Regions from separate parts of the Homo sapiens genome. Here region 2 is linked to region 1. Evidence: chromatin contacts called from ENCODE Hi-C or POLR2A ChIA-PET data. All regions are on one chromosome and are shown on one strand. The core of a region is the stretch at or near the end of the contact, and the rest is flanking DNA. Distances in the headings are between cores, read along the strand shown. Region 1 overlaps PTPRA (protein tyrosine phosphatase receptor type A). Region 2 holds the start of LOC101929098 (a long non-coding RNA gene).

The links. Hi-C counts contacts between places; a loop is a spot of excess contacts on that map. ChIA-PET counts read pairs that join two places held with the same protein, here RNA polymerase II (POLR2A). Pooled maps may share reads with other maps.
Region 2: a loop to region 1 is called in a pooled map, with 2.8 times the contacts of the local background. The contact joins two enhancer-like sites. A Hi-C loop is called at or near these places in 2 of 50 pooled maps. POLR2A ChIA-PET finds 5 or more read pairs at or near these places in 2 of 52 experiments (H1 and activated naive CD4-positive, alpha-beta T cell).

The regions. Positions count from the first base shown.
Region 1 is chr20:2,981,450-2,989,281 of GRCh38, reverse strand. PTPRA (protein tyrosine phosphatase receptor type A) reads right to left here. Exons shown (of 24, transcript NM_001385305.1): 7 at 2,433-2,517; 8 at 1,177-1,250; 9 at 808-944. Among named protein-coding and RNA genes, the nearest start is that of GNRH2, 58 kb to the left of the region's middle. Within about 2 kb of position 5,086, at least 4 of the 41 ENCODE cell types and tissues checked have a DNase peak (open chromatin) inside an H3K27ac peak, as active enhancers do.
Region 2 is chr20:3,064,617-3,072,448 of GRCh38, reverse strand. It overlaps LOC101929098 (a long non-coding RNA gene), which reads left to right and starts at 150. Exons shown (of 2, transcript XR_430278.4): 1 at 150-252; 2 at 3,035-3,815. OXT (oxytocin/neurophysin I prepropeptide) reads right to left here and starts at 829. Exons shown (of 3, transcript NM_000915.4): 1 at 674-829; 2 at 171-372; 3 at 1-86. The coding sequence starts at 793. The coding sequence ends at 31. RefSeq lists a silencer at 54-163. Within about 2 kb of position 4,633, at least 2 of the 41 ENCODE cell types and tissues checked have a DNase peak (open chromatin) inside an H3K27ac peak, as active enhancers do.

The DNA of each region.
Region 1 (7,832 bases), core at 3,837-6,336:
TTTGTATTTTTAGTAGAGACAGGGTTTCACCAAGTCAGCCAGGATGGTCTCTATCTCTTGACCTCGTGATGTGCCCGCCTCAGCCTCCCAAAGTGTTGGGATTACAGGCGTGAGTCACCGTGCTGGCCAGAAGCTCTTCTGATCTGGGATCAGAACTGGTAGGCTAGGATCACCAACTGGTGGATTAAAAACATATTCTGCTTCCTTGTGGGAATTATAAAAAATGTGAATCTAAATACTCAAGATGAGACCTGTGCTCTGCAGTCTCCCATGGTCGTCATTTCCCACACTGATCTATCCCACTGTCTACTTTAAACACTGACACCCCTGCTCTAGACTCAAAAAGGCAACCTCTTAATATGGATGCCTACAAATATGCACCAGTCCTTCATGTGCTGTACTGCTGTTTGAACTTACACAGTTATATTTGTTCTTGTTTGTGAGGTTTCCCTCCTGGACAGTGAGTTCCTTGAGAATAGGGATTGGATCTGTTTCTGCTCCTCATCATATCACTGGCAACTAGAATATTACCTGACAAATATTAGATGCTTGCTAAGTATTTATTAAACAAAAGAAGTAAGAGATGTGATGATGACTGAATGGATGGGTAGATTAGGGAGGTGAGGCAAATCTCACTTCATTTCCTATCCATGATCATACAGGGAGTCAGATAAACTTGGTAAAACATTTCTCACCTCTTAAACATTAAAAGCCCATTTTTTACTTCATGACTCCAAAGATCTGAAAGGTCTGACTTTAGGTCTGCCTTCTTCCCTGCTGATACACCAGCCTCAACAAAGTACTCACGTTGAATTCCTCCCTGAAGAGCTTATTGTCGTCTGCCATTCTCCGGTTAATTTCCTCTTCCAGCTTGTCCACGGGCAGGGGTGGGTATTTCCTGTTGGTGCTTGGGGATCTGGCCAGAAGTGGCACACTCTGGGGCTCTGCAGTACACAAGGGAGAAGGTCAGTCAGGTACCCTGAGAACCTAGCCCCTCTTCTGGAGGCTAAACGGGGTTCTACCTCATGGACCAAGCCTGTAAGAACTAGGACTGTTTTCTTCAAAAATCTTTTTTCCTCTTTTTATTGTCTTATTCTTTTAAAAGGATGGAGAAACTCCTAATTTCTTGATTTCCTTCCTTGTGAAGGTTCCCCATGACATTAAGGAATGCCTTACCCACATCCTCAGTGCGGCCGTTGGATAAGCGGAAAGAATTGGAATGGCTCCCAGCTTGCTTGTATTTCTTAAACCTAATGAGAAAATGATCACAGTGAAGAATGGAGCACAGAGGTGGGAGAGGCAAATCACACCTCTGTATTCCTGCTCATCAATTCAGCCTTTCTAAATCGCCTTTAAAAATAATCGGGCTTTTTTAGAGACAGGTCATGCACACCCTGAGGCAGCAGCATGCTGGGGTGACCGAGTACCTCGGGATACTCCTGTTTACCCTTGGCACACTGGAATCCAACCAGGGAACCCCAACAGTATATTCAGGCTCATGTGGCTCACTGCAGAGCACAGCCACACCAGGTAGAGAGAGGGTGAGTGGGTGGAATACAGCTGGGGGAGACAGACAATATATATCAAACAAAAATCTTGGTATTTCCTCAGTGTAGCCTGGGAGACCCAGGGAGAAGCCCAGAGCTTTGGATTGGGTGGACACAGTCCTGGCCACAAGTCTCCTGCAGAATGATAGAGACACATGACAAATTATAGGGGGCACATGATTCCTCTCTCTTTATCCCTGCAGAAGAACAGAGGGAGCACAGAACATCTTTGGTTAGGCCAAAGATAAGGCAGGGCTAAATCCAATTAGTCAGGGCAGTAGCTTTAGCAGGAAGAGAATAAATGCACCACCCTCTTCTCTCCCTTGGGTTCCCCTTCCTTGCTTCTGCTTGAGTGGTAACGTCTAGAGGACCCTGAAAGAAGGTTAGAAAGAGGGATCCTGTAACTCACAACTCACATGGCTCAACTCAACATGCCAGGGCCAGGGGTCCCAGAAGGGTCTGGGGACAAAGCCCCAGCCAGAAATACAGTAGGCTTTTGTTGAGCATGTAATCTTACTGGGGCCCTTTTAGGGGTTGCTTCAGCAGGGCTAGACCTAGAGATCCTGTAACACCTGTCACTAATAACAAACTGCGGTTTCTTACCTCAACCTCCAAACTACCATTCTGGGCTTTAGCTTGCACTGGAGTTGGGAGACTGGGCTTGGACAGATGGAAGAAAGAGGGAGGGCTTAGGACTTAAGGAAGACTATGTAGAGCTTTTAAATAATTTCTAAGTAGAACTTCAATTTTAGCACTATCATGGGTCATTCCCCCTCTATCCTATTCATTGTGTATATCCTACTGTCTACTGGACTGTGTGGGTTCATTGGGACACTGGGATATTGAAACAGAATCTAAGAGAATGTGAAGTGTTAGTAGGCTCACCTTAACATGTACAAAACTATGATAATAAACACGATCACTAGCAGAGAGGACAGGGCCACCATCACCGCAATAATTGGTGTCTCATCTGAAATCAAGACAACAGAACAAGTCATTACTGTGTTGTGCAATGGAGGGCTTAAGTCAGCCATTCAGGGCAACACCCTGAAGAGGAAGAGCTCATTCAGTCCTTCTGCAGATGCCAGGAAATGGAAACAGAGAAGAAAGTATGAGTGTGCACCTCCCACTGCCATGCCAGGGCTATTGAGGTGAGGTGGGGAGAGAGCATGGGGCCCAGGATGACATGCTCACCCCATCTCTGACTATCATACATTTATTTACTCTGTCTCCCTGCATTAGAATAAAAGCTGTTTAAAGGCAGACACTTTGTTTTACTCACTGCTATATCCTTTGAGCCTAAAACAGTACTTAGCACATAAAAAGCACTGGAATATCTGGAGGCATGAACACATTCAATTCTGATGGCAAGTTAGGTATGCAGGGCCAACACTGTACACTCTCTCAGCCTCAATGGGTTCCATCTAGAGGAAGATGGGAGAGGAAGGGAAAAAGACAGTTTTCCTATCATAAACCCAAATGGTTTCCGGGCACAGAGAATACTGTTCCTAATTAAAACAAGGAGACAAGTAGGGCACAATGGCTCATGCCTGTAATCCTAGCATTTTAGGAGGACAAAGCGGGTGGATTGCTTGAGCCAAGGTATTCGAGACCAGCCTGGCAACAGGGTAAAACTCCATCTCTACTAAAAATTAAAAAAATAGCCGGTGTGGTGATGTGCGCCTATAGTCCCAGCTACTCAGGAGGCTGAGGTAGGAGGATCACTGGAGCTTAGGAGATGGAGATTACAGTGAGCCGGGCCTGTACACTACACTCCACCCTGGGCAACAGAGCAAGACCCTGTCTCAAAACAAACAAACAAACAAACAAACAAACAAACAAACAAACAAGGAGACAGCTGGGTGTGGCGGCTCATGCCTATCCCAGCACTTTGGGAGGCTGAGGTAGAAGGATTGCTTGAGGCCAGGAATTTGAGACCAGCTAAATAAAAATAAAATAAAACAAGGAGACATTATTAGATCCTCAGCCACCATGTAACAAAACTGCTGGTTGCTTCTTTTTTCCTCTTTCCACACCCTGCTCCCTTAGTCACCTTTTGCCAGGACCCCAACCATGGCAACATCTGGTTTGAAGACATGGCAATCCCACCTCATTCCACAGGGCCTGGCTCCCTTTCACCCAATACCTAGCCTTGTTTTCTCATGCAGCTGGCCAGGCACTGACTCATCCGCCTCCACTCTCACCCTCCACCCGACTCCATGAACTACACCATCAGAGTGGCTTGGTAACTATCTTCACCATTTTCCTACCTGCTAAAAGGGAAGACAAGTCTCTTCCATCCTGTCATGTGTGCTCTGGATTACATCCACTGCTGTCAACTCAAAGACTTGTCTTCTTGACCTCATTTACCCTCCCCCAGCTACCACCAGCCTCGCGTCTCTCTTCTCAGCTGACTTTCCGAAACACAGTTGTCTAATTCGTCTTGTCTAATTCCTTACCTTCAGGTTCTCCTTAATCTATTTGCCCTGACTCCCACCCTCAGTGCTCTGTTTAAACTGCTCAGCCAGAACACCAACAAATGGCATATTGCCAAATCCAACAGGAACATTCCCATCCTCATCTGATTCAACCTTTTAGCAGCATTCATTCAAATATCTGTGGGCCAGCAATTGCATGCCATTGTTTGAGACACTAGGAACAGAGAAGTGTTCAAGGAGACAAGTGATAGAAAGCTTCCATTCTGTGGGGAGGAAGGAAGACACTGTTTATAAACAAGTCAATACTTAATTTTAGACAGGGACAAGTGCTATGAGGAATAAAAAGCAGGGTGGGGAGAGAGAAAGTGACAGGTTGGGGAGCAGTGATACAGTGGTCTGGGAAGGTCTCTCTGAGGAAGTAATATACAAGCAGAGCTCTAAATAACGTGAAGTGAACCACGCAAAGATCTGGGTGAAGAGCTTTCTAGACACTGGGAACAGCAAGCATGGTAGCTCTCAGGAGCTTGGCAGGTTCAAGAAACAGCACAAAGGCCAGTTCAATATAAGATGCCAGAGAGGTGGGCAAAAGCCAGCAGACTTAGGACTTGGGAGTCCATTGTAATGATTGTGGATTTAATTCTGAGTGTGATGAGAAACACTATGTCATCGAAGGGCTTTGAACAGAGGAGATATATAACTGGATTTACATTCTGTTAAAAGCTAAACTGACCCATAAGCAGTAGCCATGAGGTGAGAGGTTAATCTAAGAATGTAGTGTCATAGAAGCCAAGAGCAGAGTTTTTCAAGGAGGGAGCAATCAATTCAATCAAATACTGCCTACAGACTTAAGAAGGATGAGACAGAGAAGTGAAACCAGATTTGACAAGACGGTGGCTACTGGTGACCTTTCCAAGAGTATTTTCAGTTGAATATGGGTGAGAAAGCCTAAATGGAGTGAAATAAAGATAGAAAAAGGACAGTGAGACACTGGGTCCTTTCGTGGGGACTTTTAACATTAAGGGATGCAGAGGAAAGGAATGACAGATGGAGGGAGATGTGAGTGAGGTGGACAGATGGGTTTTTTTTGGTTTTGTTTTTAGAGATGGAAGACATTACATGACGCTTCTTTGTTAATGGTAAGTTTCAAACATACTGTGGTATGTGGCTCTCACCTTAAAATGAGTGTTCAGACTGGCTGATCACTCCTTCCTCTCTGAAGCACTTTCCTCTCTTAGCTTTCCACAACGAAACACTCCTCTGATTTTCCTTCTATCTCGTCTGCCCATCTCAGTTTCCCTCACTATCTGTTCCTCTTCCAACACCAGATCTCTAAATGTGGGAATTCCTCAGGGCTCTGTCCTTGGCACTCTTCTCTATATCTAGTTAATCTGATCAGAGAGATGACTGTAAATATAAATGCCATGCTAGCAATTCCCACAGTTGCTTTGCTTGATCAGACCTCTTTTCTGAGTTCCAGATTCTCAACTGCCTATTTGCCACCTCCACTTTAAATTTCATAGGCAACACAAGCTTTCTGTGTTTAAAACCTTTCCCTCACCATTCAGTAGCTAGTACTCCAACCCACCCTGTTGCTCAAGTAAGAAATGTGGAAACCCCCTTGATTTCTTCCTCACACTTATCTTCTATATCTAGCACAGCTGCAAATAATATATTTTGGAGATATATCTAAAACTTCAAATCTGTCTGCCTTTTTTTTTTTTTTTTTTTGCATTTTTTTTATTGCCACCAGTGTAGTCCCAACCTCCATCCTCTCTCACCTGGATCACAGTAAGCCTCTGCCCCTGCCAATCCATTCTCCACAAAGCAGAGTGATCTCTAGGAAAGCAACTCAGGTTGTGTCCCACTCTTAGGTAAAACCCTCCAACAGTTTCTCATGCCTCAGAATGAAATCTAATCTCCTTATCCTGGACTCTAACAACCCCCTCGATTTAGCCCCTACCTGCCCTATCTCTTGCACTCTTTCCTTGCTCACTCAATTTCAGCCACTGGTGTCCTTCCATGCTTTCATTCATTCATCCTCAGGCCTTTGAGCATGTTATTCCTTCTGCTTTACACAGCCTCTCTCTGTTCTTTGCCTGGTTATCTCCTACTTGTCTGGTTCTCTGTGTGTCACTTTTCCCACACAGGTCTTCTCTGACTTCCTAATACTAAATTAGGATCATAAGTCTCAGTTTCCTCATTTCTGAAATAAGTTATTCTGCGTATTAAATGAGATCTTTCATGTAAAGTTGTTGGCACAGTAACTAGCACACAGTGTGTACTTCATTTTAGCTGTTACGGCCAGGCACAGTGGCTCACGCCTGCAATCCCAGCACTTTGGGAAGCCGAGGTGGGCAGATCATGAGGTCAAGAATTCGAGACCAGCTTGGCCAACATGGTGAAACCCCATCTCTACTAAAAATACAAAAAAAATTAGCCAGGTGTGGTGGCACATGCCTGTAATCTCAGCTACTTAGGAGGCTGAGGCAGGAGAATCGCTTGAACCTGGGGGGCAGAGGTTGTAGTGAGCCGAGATTGCGCCACTGCACTTCAGCCTGGGCAATAGAGCGAGACTCTGTCTCAAAAAAAAAAAAAAAATTGCTGTTATTTCCTATACTATTTTTGTAAGGCAAGGACCTTATTATTTTCCTTGATAATACCTCTCACACTTTATAATTACATATTTGACTTTGTTGATTAATGAATATCCCTCCTTTATAGCATAAATTCCACAAGAGCAAGGATTACATGTCTGCTTCATTCTCACTGTACACCTAAAACCTAGCACAGGGTCTCACACATAACAGGCACAAAACAAACAATGGATTACGTTGAGCCAAAGAACAAAAAAAAATAGTAATTTATCACTAAATGTCTTTGTTAAATTCCAACAACAGGGGGCAGTATATCAGGTATTATAAGAAAGTAATTAGGCACATCCCAGCACTTTGGGAGGCCGAGGCGGGTGGATCACAAGGTCAGGAGTTCAAGACCAGCCTGGCCAATATGGTGAAACCCCGTCTCTGCTAAAAATACAAAATTAGCGGGTGTGGTGGCACACCCCTCTGGTCCCAGCTACTCAGGAGGCTGAGGCAGGAGAATCGCTTGTACCCAGGAGGCGGAGGTTTCAGTGAGCCAAGATCGTGCCACTGCACTCCAGCCTGGGTGACGGAGCGAGACTCTGCCTCAAAAAAAAAAAAAAAAAGAAGAAGAAGAAAGTAATTAGGCACCTTTGGCTTAAGACACTGGGCTAAATCCATGAATTTACTTCATCTTCCCCCAAAGCACACTGACATGGTAGAAGAAATATAAAAATACTAATGAATCAACAGCATATCTGAAAGGCAGCAAACGGTGGCATATGTAGATCAGAATCTTTGAGAGATTTCTGGAAGACAAAACAGACCAGACTCGATGTCCAAGAGATCAAACAGAGCCAAAGAGCCTCCAGCTGAAAACTAAGTACTAGTTCTACCAGTTTGGGCCTGGAAACACCTCAAGCTCAGAGGGAATTGGGACTGGGGTTGAAAGTGGACCTTGAGGTACCAGGATGGTACTTAAGCAAAGGCCTGCCAACCCAGCACCAGTACACCCACAGCCCAAATGACAAGCGGGGCTTCCCATCTAGACTCAGCTGGAAAAACAGTGCTCTACACAGAGTAGAGAGTTTGTCACAGAGACTGGTAAGGGCTTCTTTTTTACAAAACATATGCTGCATATATATTTTCTCAACGTCACACTAATGACATTTTGGGCTATACAATTCTCTGTTATGTGGGTCTGTCATGTGCACTGTAGGACATTTAACAATATCCCTAGCCTCTAATTATTAGATGTCTGTAGCAAA
Region 2 (7,832 bases), core at 3,384-5,883, 84 kb before region 1:
CGCTTCGAGGGTGTTCGGAGCCATCAAGTTTCAGCGCTGGGAGAAGGTGGCTTCCGCGTCGCAGGCAGGGTCGGCGTGGCAGCCGTCTGGAGGAAGAGGTGGAGTCAGGGGAATCCCGGCCGCACCCCCGCCCGCCTCCCCCTGGCCCCGGAGCGCCTTGCCCCGCTCACCCGGGCTGCAGCAGAGGCCCAAGACCGCGCAGCGGCCCCCGCTCCCGCACGCCTTCTGGCCGGACTGGCAGGGCGACGGCAGGTAGTTCTCCTCCTGGCAGCGCAGCGCTTCGGCGGTGCCCACGAAGCAGCCCAGCTCTTCCGCGCAGCAGATATTGGGCCCGAAGCAGCGGCCTTTGCCCCCGGGGCCGCAGGGGAGGCACTGCGGGGACGGGCGGGGTGAGCGGGAGCCGGGGCGGCGCTGGGGACTCGCTCGGAGGACCCTGCGAGGCCGGCCGGGGTGCGCCGGGCAAGGATGCTGGGGTCCGGGGTTCGGAGTTCGGGCGGGACAGCGGGGCTGAGACGCGCTGGGGCGCCGTGGGGGCCTCGACCGCGGTCAAGGGCGGGGCGTCAAAATCCGCTCAGCTCCTGGAGTTCTCAGGCGAGGCCGGAGCGGGGCGCGCCCCTGTGGCTGCGGGTCCCTCCCTCCCCGGAGCGCCGCGGGACCAGGGCTGGGGACTCACCTTGCGCACGTCGAGGTCCGGCGCGGCCCTCTTGCCTCCCAGGGGGCAGTTCTGGATGTAGCAGGCGGAGGTCAGCGCCAGGAGGCCGAGCAGACAGCAAGCGAGGCTGGGGCCGGCCATGGTGCGGGTGCGCTGGGTCCAGGGTCCGTGACTGGTGGCGGTCTCTCCGGCCTGGCCTTTTTATGCCTGGGCATTGCGTCGGTGGAGCTCTGTTTAAGAGGTTGGTAGTATGATTGGTCACAGAGGGTCGCCGTGGGTCAGGCCGAGTGCGTACGGGCTTTCCTCTTCATTAGCAGGGCCTGGGCCGGGGTCAAGGTCACCGCGTTGGCTAATGGTCTGGGCACAGAAGGTGAGGTGCCTTGCGGAAGGGAGCAGGCCGGGGTGGCCTGGGCCACTAGGGTGGGACAGGGAGAATTTGGGGTGGGGTGTGGCCCAGCCGAAGACTTTATCCAGCCTCCCAGTACCTCGAGGAGGGGGGCTGGGGCAGGGAAGGTGGACGCTGGGACCCCTCCAGGTGGGAGGAGGCTCTGGCAGGATCCGCCCACCCTCTTGGCCCACCACGCATGTGGATCATTGTCCCCTCTTTTAGGAACATTTCCTCTTCCTAAACCCAAATTTCCAGAAAACCTCTTCACCCTCACCACACAGCAACACCCACTTCCCTGCACCTGAAACTTGGATAGGAAGAGATCACATCTGTCTCTAATCTGTAACTGATATTCCACCTTTCCTTTCACTATAAATTAGGCAACAAACCACAGCAGAATTAGCAATACCTGTGGCTTTGTCACAAATCAAAATAGAAGATAACTTCCTATCACAGCTGTCACAAATGCCTCTATATACTGTTTAGATTCATTATATCTTCAAAATTATCACAGTTATTGGGCCACGACCAGATCTTGCTATCTAATGGTTAAAGAAGCACGTTTATGACACCATCAAAATGTGTTTTGGCTGGGCGCTGTGGCTCACGCCTGCAATCCCAATACTTTGGGAGTCTGAGGTGGGCAGATCACTTGAGACCAGAAGTTCAAGACCAGCCTAGGCAACATAGCGAGAACCCCCAACTCTACAAAAAATACAAAAATTAGCTGGGCGTGTTGGTGTGCTCCTGTAGTCTCAGCTGCTTGGGAGGCTGAGGCAGGAGTACCGCTTAAGCCTGGGAATTCAAGACTGCAGTGAGCTGTGATCGTACCACTGCACTCCAGCCAGAGTGACAGAGCGAGAGCGAGACCCTGTCTCAAAAAAAAAAAAAGTGTTTTAACATTTTGATATCTGAATATAAATATATATATTTTTTTCTTGAGACGGAGTCTCGCTCTGTCGCCCAGGCTGGAGTGCAATGGCGGGCGCCATCTTGGCTCACTGCAACCTCCACCTCCTGGTTTCAAGCGATTCTCCTGTCTCAGCCTCCCAAGTAGCTTGGATTACAGACATGCACCACCACGCCTGGCTAATTTGTGTATTTTCAGTAAAGACGGGGGTTTCACCATGTTGACCAGGCTGGTCTCGAACTCCTGACCTCAGGTGATCCACCCGCCTCAGCCTCCCAAAGTGCTAGGATTACAGGCTTGAGCTGCTGTGCCTGGCCCTGTAATTGGTTTCTTTTGTAATTCTATTTCTCTCATTTTCGACATTAAAATTTTTTTTGGCTGGGCGTGGTGGTTGACCAACCTGGCCAACATGGTGAAACCCCATCTCTACTAAAAATATAAAAATACAAAAATTAGCTGGGCGTGAGGTAGGCACCTGTAATCACAGCTATTCAGGAGGCTGAGGCAGGAGAATCAGTTGAACCCAGGAGGCGGAGGTTGCAGTGAGCCAAGATCATGCCACTGCACTCCAGCCTAGGTGATAGAGCGAGACTCCGTCTCAAAAAAATAAAAATTTTTTTTTTTGCATTTTTAATATATCTCAAAAGGAAAATAATTAAAAGAAAAGATGGATTACCCCAGTGGGAGAGGTATTGGTAGATATCATGAACAAGAAAGGAAAGGCGCTGCTCAACTCTCCCTTTGTGAAAGCACCTGCCACCCAGCTGCTGGGAGTGCCCTCTGCAGGTGGCCCTCAGGGGTAGCTCCTCGAGAGCCTGCTTCAGCTGCAGAGAGCTGCCTGGCTCAGGGTCACACCCTTCCCAGGTGGCCCGCATCCAATGACTGGTCCATTTTGGCCCAAATGCAGGATAACTCTGAAGGAGCATTTTGGCTCCAGAGCTCCCTATGGGGTCAGCTGTGGTCTGCATAGCAGTTCTCCCTCTGCTCACTCCTATTTTTGACCCCTCCCTCCCAAAGGTGTGGGTCCCCAGGGCCTTCTGTAATAAAAACCCCCTTTGTGAAACCATCTCCGTCTGCTCTCTAGGGAACCCAACCTGTAGGGAACCCAACCTGAGGCAGAATGGAAGAAATGAGAAGCACTGTGAGAGACCAGCCTCACTGGTGGGCCAGTCCCCGACCCCTGGGAGAAGAGAACGGGACAGCTCCAGACTCTCCTGCCCTCTTGTTGAGGAAGGTGAAGAGGCTGATGGGGCCAAGCAGGTCACAGAGCTCATCTGACCCTAGTCACTGGCATGAGTCACTGGCATGAGCTGTCCAGCACCCAGGAGCCGGTCAGGCTGACCTGCATTACAAATCAGCAGCCAGTCCTCTCTCACCCAGATTAGCTTATTGGCATTCAGGGCCTAGAAGTCCAAGGGCCTGACCCAGCAGTGGCCCAGAGAGGTCTCTCACCTGCTCTGTGGGCACGATGACCTCACTTAAGCTAACACATGTGCATAAATTACCATAGTATTATGTCCCCCAGATGGGCTGCATCCCTTCACCTGTTCAACAACCCCTCTTCTGAAGATGCTCCGGGTCCCATTACAAATGCCTGGAAACAGCAGCAACAAAACACAAAAACCTCTGCCCTCATGGGGCTTATATTCTAGTGGAGGAAGAGAGATGTTAAACAATAAACACATTTCAGTTAGTTAGGAAACAAGTATAAACAATAAACATACTTCAGTAACAACATACATATTGCAGTAGATTAGTAAGTGCTACAGAGATAAAAGGGAGGCCTGTTGCGATTTCACCGAGGGTGGTCAGTGTAGACTTCTTTGTGAAGAAGAGAAAATAAACCATGCAGATATCTGAGGGGACATTGGTTTTCTGTTGCTGTGTAACAAATTACCACAGGCCAGGCACGGTGGCTTGTGCCTGTAATCCCAGCACTTTGGGAGTCTGAAGCGAGAGGATCACTTAAGCCCAGGAATTAGAGACCAGCCTGGGCAACATAGGGAGACCCAGGCTCTATAAAATGTTTTTAAAAAATTAGCTGGGTTTGTTGGCATGCACCTGCAGTCCCAGCTACTTGGGAGGCTGAGACAGGAAGATCACTTGAGCCCAGGAGTTCGAGGCTGCAGTGAACTAGGATGATGCCACTGCACTCCAGCCTAGGCGACGGAGCGTGACTCTGTCTCAAAACGAAAACAAAAACACAAAAGCTACCACAATTTGGCAGCTTAAAACAACATTTGCTTATTACATTGGGCCAGGCATGGCTTAGCTGGGTCTTTTGCTCTGGGGCTACGATCAGGGTGTCAGCCAGGCTGCATTCATTTCCAGAGCCCGGGTGATTGTTAGCAGAATTCATTTCCTTGCAGCTGTCAAACTCGTGGTGGCCTGCTTCTTCAAGGTCAGGAACAGAGAGAGTCTCTGCTGCTTCAAGTCTAAGCACACAGGGAGTCCTTTTCTGAGGGGCACCTGACCTGATTAGGTCAGACCCACACGGATCACCACCCTTTTAACTCGGATTGATCAGGTGTCTTCATTACATCTGCAGAATCCCCTCACCTTTGCCATATAACGTAGTATAGTCGTGGTTATCACCTTTGTCATCTTCTTCTAATGTTTAGAAGAAAGTTGGCTGGGCACAGTGGGCCACGCCTGTTTTTGTTTTTGTTTTGAGACTGAGTCACGCTCCGTGGCCCAGGCTGGAGCGTGGTTGGCTGGGCGCGCTGGCTCCCAGCACTTTGGGAGGCCAGCGGTGGGTGGATCACTTGAGGTCAGGAGTTCGAGACCAGTCTGGCCAATATGGTGAAACCCCGTCTCTACTAAAAAAAATACAAACAAATTTAGCCGGGCGCAGTGGTGGAAGCCTTTAGTCCCATCTACTCGGGAGGTGGAGGAACCCAGGAGGTGGAGGTGGCAGTGAGCCGAGATCACGCCACTGCACTTCAGCCTGGGTGACAGAGTGAGACTCTGTCCGTCTCAAAAAAAAAAAAAAAAAGCTATGGGTTCTACCCACATGAAGCCAGAAAAGATTACACAAAGGTAATCATTGTGTAATCCACAGAAAGATACCAGGGGCTGAGAATTTCAGGGATCCACTTTAGCATTCTGCCTGTAATGGAGGGGAGGAAATGACAAGTGCTGAGGTCCTGAGGCAGGAATGTGCCTGGCATGTTCAAGGAGCAAGGAGGCCAGTGGTCCTGGAGCAGAGTGACTGAACTCCCGAGATCGGAAAGGTAACGTGGGACTGCACCTCACAGGGCTTGGGCTTTTCCTCCAAATGAAATGGGGGAATGAGAGGGAGTTCTGAGCCAGCTTACGATAACTTTGGATATAGTGCTGTGACAAGACTGTGGGGAACCAGGCGCGGTGGCTCACACCTGTTATCCCCGCACTTTGGGAGGCTGAGGTGGGTGGATCATGAGGTCAGGAGATCAAGACCATCCTGGCTAACATGGTGAAACTCCGTCTCTACTAAAAATACAAAAAAATTAGCTGGGCATGGTGGCTGGCGCCTGTAGTCCCAGCTACTCTGGAGGCTGAGGCAGGAGAATCGCTTGAACCCGGGAGGTGGAGGTTGCAGTGAGCCAAGATCGTGCCACTGCACTCCAGCCTGGGCGACAGAGCGAGACTCCTTCCAAAAAAAAAAAAAAAAGACTGTGGGGAAACTAGGGAGGAGGCTATGCAGCAATCCCTGTGAGTAATGGGAGTGCAATGTGTGTGTCGAGAAGTGACCTGATTCTTGGTGCATTTTAAAGGAGATACCAACTGCAGTTTGCTGATGGATTGGATGTGAGTGGGAGAGAAAAAGAGGAGTCGAAGATGACTTCAATATTTCTGGTCTGGGCCGGGTGGGATGGCTCATGCCTGTATTCCCAGCTACTCGGGAGGCTGAGACAGGAGAATCACTTGAACCTGGGAGGTAGAGGTTGCAGTGAACTGAGATAGCACCGTTGCACTCCAGCCTGGGTGAAACAGTGACTCTGTCTCAAAAAAAAGATTTCTGGGCCAGGAGTAGTGGCTCATGCCTGTAATCCCAGCACTTTGGGAGGCCAAGACTGGGGGGTCACCTGAGGTCAGGAGTTTGAGACCAGCCTGGCCAACATGGTGAAACCTCGTCTCCACTAAAAAATACAAAAATTAGCCAGGCATGATGGCGTGTGCGTGTAGTCCCAGCTACTAAGGAGGCTGAGGCAGGGGAATCACTTGAACCCGGGAGGCAGAGGTTGCAGTGAGCAGAGATGGTGCCACTGCACTCCAGCCTGGGCAACAGAGCGAGACTCTGTCTCAAAAACAAGAACAAAAACAAAACAAGATTTCTGGCTTGAGCAATGGGAAGGATGAAGGTGCCATCAGCTGGCATGGGAACCTGAGGGTGGCACTGATTTGAGTTGGGAAGAGCAGGGGCTCAGTGCGGACCTGTCATGTTTGGGATGCCCGCTACACATCCAAGAAGAACCTGAGCAGGCATTTGGAGGTGTGTCTGGAGTTCAGGAGAGAGGTCTAGGCTGAAGCAATGGTCAGTACCAATATTTATTTATCTTATTTATTTATTGAGACAGTTTCGCTCTTGTTGCCCAGGCTGGAGTGTAATAGCACAATCTCAGCTCACTGCAGCCTCTGCCTCCCGGGTTCAAGCGATTCTCCTGCCTCAGCCTCCTGAGTAGCTGGGATTACAGGCATGCACCACCACGCCCAGCTAATTTTGTATTTATGGTAGAGACAGGGTTTCTCCATGTTGGTCGGGCAGGTCTCAAACTCCCGACCTCAGGTGGTCTGCCTGCTTTGGCCTCCCAAAGTGCTGGGGTTATAGGCGTGAGCCACCGCGCCCAGCCAGTACCAATATTTAAAGGCCCCACCAGAGTGACATCACCCTGGGGCAGGACAGATGGAGAAGAGGACCAAGGATCCCACTCTAAGCAAGGTAGGGGGAAACAAGCAGGGGTCTGAGGACAGGGTTTCACGGAGGAGGAAGTGTGCCAGATGCCAAAGGACATGTAAGGGAGGGACTGAAACTTGAACTTCTTTATTTAAAAAACTCCAGTGAAGTGCAATTTACAGATCGTAATTTGTACGCACTCTAAGCGTACTGTTTGGTGATTTTTGGTAAATTCAAACAGTTGTCCAGCCACTCCCACAATCCAGTTTTAGAATACTCTGTCCCCATGTCAAGTTCCCCCATGCCCATTTGCCTTACTGCTGGCTCCCACCCCAGCCCCCAGGAAACCACTGATAAAGATTTGCCTTTTCTAGAAATGTCACCTAAATGGAACAATACAGTACTTGATCATTTATGTCTGGCGTTCTGAGGTTCATCCAAGTTATTTTGTGTATCAGTAGTGAAACTACCGATGCAAAATTCTAGCTGAGACAGTGAAAGAGATCTGTCCTAGCCAGTTCCATCTTGCTTTAACCTCCACGCTGTCCTTGTTCAATCCTGGGCGTAGGCTGAACTTACTTTGGGATGAACTTAGTACATAGTTTATAGTTTAAAACAAAGGCAGTAACAGCCCTTTCCCAAACCAAACCTCCTTCTTGCCTGGGGACTAGACTGCCTTGGTAGAACTAACATATTAGCCACAAGATTAGAAATTATGGTTTAGGAGTCATGCAGCTGGAGGCTAGAAGATTCTGACCCTCTCCAAATTGCTCCTGGGGATAGCATCACTATTGTCAAACCTAAGATCAGTGCTTGAGATATTTTGCAGACCTGCACTCTATGGATCAGTTAGCACCACCCAGATCAATAAACTGGCTCATCTGATATTGTGGCCCCCACCCAGGAACTCACTCAATGCAAGAGGACAGCTTCTTCTCCACCCCAGCCAATAAACACTCCTGACCCAATGACTGCCCCGCCACCCAGCACATTATTCTTAAAAACT